Regions from separate parts of the Homo sapiens genome. Here region 1 is linked to region 2. A link is a contact called in ENCODE Hi-C or POLR2A ChIA-PET data. All regions are on one chromosome and are shown on one strand. Each heading gives the region's core, a stretch centred on a gene start or an enhancer-like site at or near the end of the contact. The rest is flanking DNA. Distances are from core to core; before and after follow the strand shown. Region 1 overlaps LINC01413 (long intergenic non-protein coding RNA 1413). Region 2 holds the start of CGNL1 (cingulin like 1).

What was found. A loop is a pair of places that touch in the nucleus more often than their neighbours do. ChIA-PET counts read pairs that join two places held with the same protein, here RNA polymerase II (POLR2A). Pooled maps may share reads with other maps.
Region 1: a map of chondrocyte shows a loop between it and region 2 (4-fold over the local background). The contact joins the enhancer-like site here to the promoter of CGNL1 in region 2. A Hi-C loop is called at or near these places in 1 of 168 maps with a recorded cell type or tissue (chondrocyte) and 1 of 50 pooled maps. POLR2A ChIA-PET finds 5 or more read pairs at or near these places in 4 of 52 experiments (A549, A673, Panc1 and 1 more).

The regions. Positions count from the first base shown.
Region 1 is chr15:57,322,691-57,325,819 of GRCh38, forward strand. LINC01413 (long intergenic non-protein coding RNA 1413) reads left to right here. Exons shown (of 5, transcript NR_120337.1): 3 at 215-437; 4 at 1,156-1,242; 5 at 2,160-2,349. It also overlaps the pseudogene NDUFB10P1. Among named protein-coding and RNA genes, the nearest start is that of LINC01413, 5.1 kb to the left of the region's middle. RefSeq lists an enhancer at 816-1,323. Within about 2 kb of position 1,546, at least 8 of the 41 ENCODE cell types and tissues checked have a DNase peak (open chromatin) inside an H3K27ac peak, as active enhancers do; they include A673, where a contact is called at or near this core.
Region 2 is chr15:57,374,679-57,377,842 of GRCh38, forward strand. CGNL1 (cingulin like 1) reads left to right here and starts at 1,827. Exons shown (of 19, transcript NM_032866.5): 1 at 1,827-1,889.

The DNA.
Region 1 (3,129 bases), core at 296-2,795, 52 kb before region 2:
GAAGAGAAAACGGCTTCCTGAGAGCTTGCCTGGGGTCTGGAAGGATGAACACGGAGCTGGGGGCATGGAAGGGAGCTGTTCCCAGGAGAGTTGAGTGGGCTGGGCTGGCCTCTTGAGGCTGGGAGAGGTAGACGGTGTGTCTTGATCAGAGGAGCCATCTGGGAATCCTTTGAGGGTTTAAAAAGGGGAGTAACAGATCCAATTTTTATTTCAGGACAATCATGCTGGCTGTTAGTGAAGAATGGCCTGGAGCACTGGGTCTCCGCCCCAGCTGCCTGGGAGAAACTGTGTTGAAGGAGCCATACCCCCTGGCCTCCCCTCCAGACTCCAGACAACCCCAGTCAGCTGGCTGGGAGGGAGGCAGAAGAGAAACAGGGGTGCACCTGGGGCTCCTGCAGGGGTCCAGCCAGGAGATGGGGGCAACTTGGACAGGGACGGTGAGAGAGGAATGGGCTCGGGGGGCATTTGGGAGATGAAAAGGGCAAGGCTTGGCCATGAATTCCCATGGGATGAAAGAGAAGGAATTGTCAGGATTGAGTCCCAAGTTTCTAGCTCATGCAAATAAACAAACGGGGCATCCGCTGAGCTCAAGAGCATGGGGAAGGGGTGTTGGAGACTCTCCCGGGGACCCCTGCAGACTTCTGTAACCCCTTTGAGTTCTCGCAGGCAGAGGCCACGGTGGGTGGGGAGCAGGCCTTGGCAGGGTACCCGCCCCCCACCAGGCACCCTCCATCCTAGTAGCCCTTGGGGAGACATACTGTGGCCAGAGGAAGGGTACGGAGAGGTAGAGGAAGCCAACCGGTGTTCCCGGGCAGCCACCATGTGGTCAAAGGACCAGGCAGCTTGTTTGGAAGCGTCTCTGAGGCACAAAGTGCCAGGACCCAGTGCTCCCTGAGCCCTCCCAGCAGGAAAATGAAAACTCAGCAATGGGCTCCCAGGGAGGCGGGACTGGGGGTGCCTTCCATTTATGAGAGGCCCGCAGAGCAATTCCTGCCGCAGGGGTTTCTGATCAGTCAGAACATCTGCCCACGTTGATGTCTTCCAGCCACCTGATGCAGTGGCTTGGGCCTGTGGGTTGGGGGGAGTGGGATCTTAGGCCTGTTTTTTGGGTTAATAAATTTTGTGACCTTGGATGACATGTCACTTATCTCACAGATCCTGGGAAGGGCAGGAGGAGGAGTGAGACCTGGCCTGCCCTCTCCCTAGAGGCTCATCAGCTCCCTGGAGACAGACACGCCCTGGGTAAAGAACAGATCCCACTCAGCCAGGCAGAGTTTCCTGGAGGAGGAGGAGGGAGAGAAAGAGGGCAGGAAGAAGAGGGGAGGGTGCAGAGGGGGAGAAAGAAAGGAGGGGAGGAGGTGAAGAGAAAAGGGAGGAGGAGAAAGGAAAAGGAGAAAACCTGTTTTCTGTCTTTAACTGTCCTTCCCCTCAACTGGGACCCTGTGCTCCTCCTCCTCAGTCAGAACTCCCCCCTCAGGTCCCCCCACTTCACGTCCCTCCACACTTCCTGTCCCTCCCCCACTCATGTCCCTCTCCCCTTATGTCCCTCCCCCTATTGTGTCCCTCCTCCCCTTGTGTCCCTCCTCCCCTTGTGTCCCTCCCCCTCTCAGGTCCCTCCCCCTCCTCATGTCCCTCCCCATCACAGGTCCCTCCCCTCCTCATGTCCCTCCCCATCACAGGTCCCTCCCCTCCTCATGTCCCTCCCCATCTCAGGTCCCTCCCCGCCTCGTGTCTTCCTCCCCCTCAGGTCCCTCCCAACCTCCTATCCCTCCTCAGCTTGTGTTCCCCCACCGCTGTGTCCCTCACCCCCTCATGTCCCTCCCCCCTCAGGTCCCTCCCCCTCTCAGGTCCCTCCTATCCTCGTGTCCCTCCCTCCCTCAGGTCCCTCCCCCACTCAGGTTCCTCCCTCCCTCCTGTCCCTCCCCCGCTCAGGTCCCTCCTCCCCTCACATTCTTCTGTCTTCATTTACAGGCAGGAGAAATTTCAAAGTGTGTTTGTACCACAATTACTTTAAAACTCTAAAGTTGACCTTTAACGGTTTGTGGATGTTTTAATTTTACTTTTACGTGATAACCTGCAATAACTACACAGATGCATGCATTTTTGTGCTTATTTGTAAGTGCTTTCTTTAAAACTGCTTTTTTCTTACATCCTTTCAGTTCCTTTCCCTATGCCTGGAGCCTGGGTACCAGCTATTGAAAACTGCTTTTCTCCTTGTTCATTCAAACATATTCACACATAAAGGTTGTCATTCCTTTTTGTCACTATTTGACAAAAATTGGATCATACCGTATACAATTCTCTGCTATTTGTTTTGCTCACCTAACAATAAATACACTGTGAAAAATACCTTCAGATGAGTAGATATCAATCTTGTTCATTCTTTTTTTTTTTTTTTTTTGAGACAGGGTCTCACTCCCTTGCCCAGGTTGGAGTGCAGTGGTTCAGTCACAGCTCACTGCAGCCTCGCCTCCCAGGCTCAATCGATCCTTTCACCTCAGCCTCTCGAGTAGATGGAACTACAGGCATGCACCACTGAACCTGGCGAATTTTCATATTTTTTTGTAGAGATGGGGTTTTGACATGTTGCCTAGGCTGGTCTTAAATTCCTAAGCTCAAGAGATCCGCCTACTTCAGCCTCCGAAAGTGCTGGGATTACAGGCCTGGGCCACCTTGCCCTGCCTCTTACTCATTTTTTTATTCCAGGTTGCAGGGTTTTATTTCAGCAACACAGAGACAGTCAAGCACAGCCATACAGCAGGGGCATCCACAGCTGCCTCAGGAGGCGGCAGCGGTGGCCTCTTTTGCAGCTTTTCTCTCTTCCAGCATCCTCTGCTTGTGTTTGGCCCGGCACTTCCTGGCAGAATGGTGGGCCCCCAGGTCCTGATAGCGGTCCTGGTAAGCCTTGGCCACCTGGGTGAATGCTCCACTTCCTTGGCCCAGTTCTACCTGTAGTTGTCTTCTTCCCACTACTGACAGGTCTTGAGCCGCTCCTGGATAATATTGACGATTTCTTGATCGACTTTGTAGTCCCTCCTCCACTGCATTTCGGCTTCATATATGCACAGTGTTTCACGTGTCCATGTGAAGACACGTGAGACCACCAAGCAGGCTTTGTGTGAGCAACAA
Region 2 (3,164 bases), core at 577-3,076:
TCAGGTGATCCACTGCCTTGGCCTCCCAAAGTGTTGGGATTACAGGCATAAGCCACTGCACCCAGTTGGAAAATTCTTTCCTGTCCCTCCCTGCTGCAACTCCCCATCTACCCCATGACTCTGCTGGTTCCTAGGCCATGGGTCTCCCCCATCTGGTTCCCAGGGCCATTTAGGTGCCCTCTATTGCATGCAGGTTCCATTCTAGTCATTTTGAGGTGTCCAAGTACTGTTTGGTTGCCTTGAGCCCCCTCACTTTGGCATTTGATGCCTTTTCCACCCTCTGACCCCATCCACCTTTCTAGTATGCCTCATCCCATTTTCTAGCATGTGTGTCCTGCCCCAGGCAGCCTCTGCTCAGGAAAGCTGGTCCACCCTCTGGGCACTGTTCACACACCCCATCACCTTGGCTGTCTTCCCCAACCTAGACCTGCTAACTCTGGAATAGTGCAATACCGCTTCCTCCAAAAAGACTCCCTTGACCATGCTGCCCACTTGGGATAAGTAGCATCTTTTTTTTTTTTTCTTTCTTTCCTGGCAATGAATCACTATTATTAGGTCGGAGCAAAAGTAACTGTGGCTTTTCCCATTGAAAGTAATAGCAAAACTGCAATTACTTTTGCACCAACCTATTACTTTTTCAAGTCCTTTTATATTGTTTTGAATTGTTAAGTTTTCAAGGGTCTATTTCATTCAATATGTCAGCAAACATGTATTAAGTACAGGTTGGGCAGGGCGCAGTGGCTCACATCTGTAATCCCAGCACTTTGGGAGGCCGAGGCGGGTAGATTACTTAAGGTCAGGAGTTCGAGACCAGCCTGACCAACGTGGTGAAACCCCGTCTCTACTAAAAACACAAAAATTAGCCGCGCGTAGTGGTGGCCACCTGTAGTCCCAGCTACTCGGGAGGCTGAGGCACGAGAATCGCTTGAACCCGGGAGGCAGAGGCAATGAGCCGAGATCGCGCTACTGCACTCCAGCCTGGGCAAAACAGCAAGACTCCATCTCCAAAAAAAAAAAAAAAAAAAAAAAGTACAGGTTGTTGTTTTCTCAGGGAATCCTCATAGCTGGTGAAGTATCCAGCTTTTCATTTTACGGATGAGTGAACTGGGGTTTAGAACTGATAACATTTTGCCCAAGTTCTCACAGCTAGCGAGAGGCGTGCCGCAGTTTATCGTGGGGTGGGTCTAAACAAGGACCTAAAAACTGTATTCGAATCCCAGCCCTACTACCGCCAGCTGTGTGACCTTACGAGGCGCCTCACTTTACTGTTTCTCCAACAGAGACAGACATTTCTTGTTACCGCGCAAGTGGGATAACCTCCCCACCAGTGTCTAGACACAGTAGGTGCTCAATAAATAGGTGTGGGTTTGCGGTGGCAGAAGAGCGCTATCCCTTAAGTTTCTGACAGTGAGGGGGAAAAAGGCTAAGCAGGGAAAGGAAGGGAAAGGGGTAAACTGAGCTCGGCGCAGTCGAGAGCGCGAAATAGGGAGGGCTTCCTGCAGGCCAGGAATTTGGAGAGGCCGAGGCTGGGAGAAGAAAAATGCCCGGTGACGGCGGAGGGGAGGTGGAAGGACGAACGGCTCCGGGAAGGGGTGAGGTCTAAGCGCAGCCCCGGGCCCAGCGGAGCCGAGGGCGGGTGGTGCGGGGGTTCCTGGGTAGGTTCGTCCCGACGGGCCGCGGGCGGATTGAAGGGAGGGTTGGGCCCGCCGGCAGCCCCGGCGGGTCCAGGCCCCCGGCCAGCCCCTGCCCCTCCTCCCAGGAGGGCGGGCGGCGACTGCGGGGCGGGGCGCGGGCTCGCTCGGCCTCCCGGCGGCGCCGCGGCCCTTGCACTCCGGCCGGGCTCTGCTGGCTGCGGCGGGAGCTGGACGCGGGAGGAGGCGGCGGCGGCGGTGAGTGAGCTCCGGGCTGGAGCGGGGCGGGGTGTGCGCCGGCAGCCGGGTTTCGGGGTGCTAGGGGCCGCCCAGGGCGGCGGGACCCCCAGGGGTTCGGGCTCAGCCAGGTGCACTGTGCTCAGTCCGCGCGTCCACTCTCGGTGACCCGCGCCGCGCGTGTCCTGGGGCTCGAAGATGCGACCCGGACTCCCGCGCCGCGCCCCGCCGAGGGCAGGCGCAGAACAGATGCGGGCGATCCCTGGGGAACCCGCTTCGGGGCGGGGTGGGAGGGAGGAGGCCCTGCAGAACCTCCCTTTAGTGAAGAGGGACTTTCTGCCTTCGCACCCCTGCCTGGACCCTCCGGCTCTAGTGACAGCTGGGAGAGACTCACACGAAGCAGTTTCTGACCTATCCTGTCGTACACAAGTCCTCGGCGTGCTCGGCCGGACCATCCCCTGGAAAGAAAGGGGCGTGTGACCTTTCTCTCCCCGATCCTCCAGACCACTGCGCCGCCCAGGGAGGTCATCCCCGAGAGAGCCCCCGCCTCACTCGGAGCACACATTCTAGCTCTCCCCGGGACTTTTCCAAGTTGCATCACTGTTTGGCCTCTAGACAGGTACTTGGCTGTCATGTTGGAGTTAGTTACACAGGATTTTTGAAACTTTGTATATTTGCTTTGTGTGTTCTTCACCCTAAGGCCGCTGCCCTCCCGACTCTGCTTATGCCGCTCAAAACGTTGCTCAAAGCTCGCTGGGAATGCTTTTGCGGGCATTGGTTCTCAAACTTGGCCCCACATCTGGAGAGTTTTAAAAAATACTGGTGCCTGTGTCCCACTCCCAGAGATCTGGATTCGGCTTGCCTGGGTTGCAGCCTGGACAATGGAATTTTTAAGACGCCGCAGGTGATTCTAATGTGCAGGCAAGTTTGAAAACCTCTGCTTTGAGAGTTGCTCCCACCAGCCACTCTTCGGACGGCTCAAGATCAGTCCTGATCTAGAACTCATCTCAGGTCCTCATAGCTCTTCCCTAATCCACCTCTCCACCTGAAGAACCTGTTGATTGGTGCTTTCCAACTTTAGACAGTAGATGGTGCCTTTACTGAAGATCCCTTTGTTTCTACCTCTCTGTTTACAGTCAATACTGCCAGGGCACTTTCTGCCAAGGAGGTGGGAGTGTAGGCATTAGAACCGAGCAGTCCTTGTCAGGGTCAAGGTTATAATACAGGGTTGTCCTATTCAGGGAAAACCAAGTGATAATTTGACTTGTCATATTCGGGAATGATTTCAGATTAAAA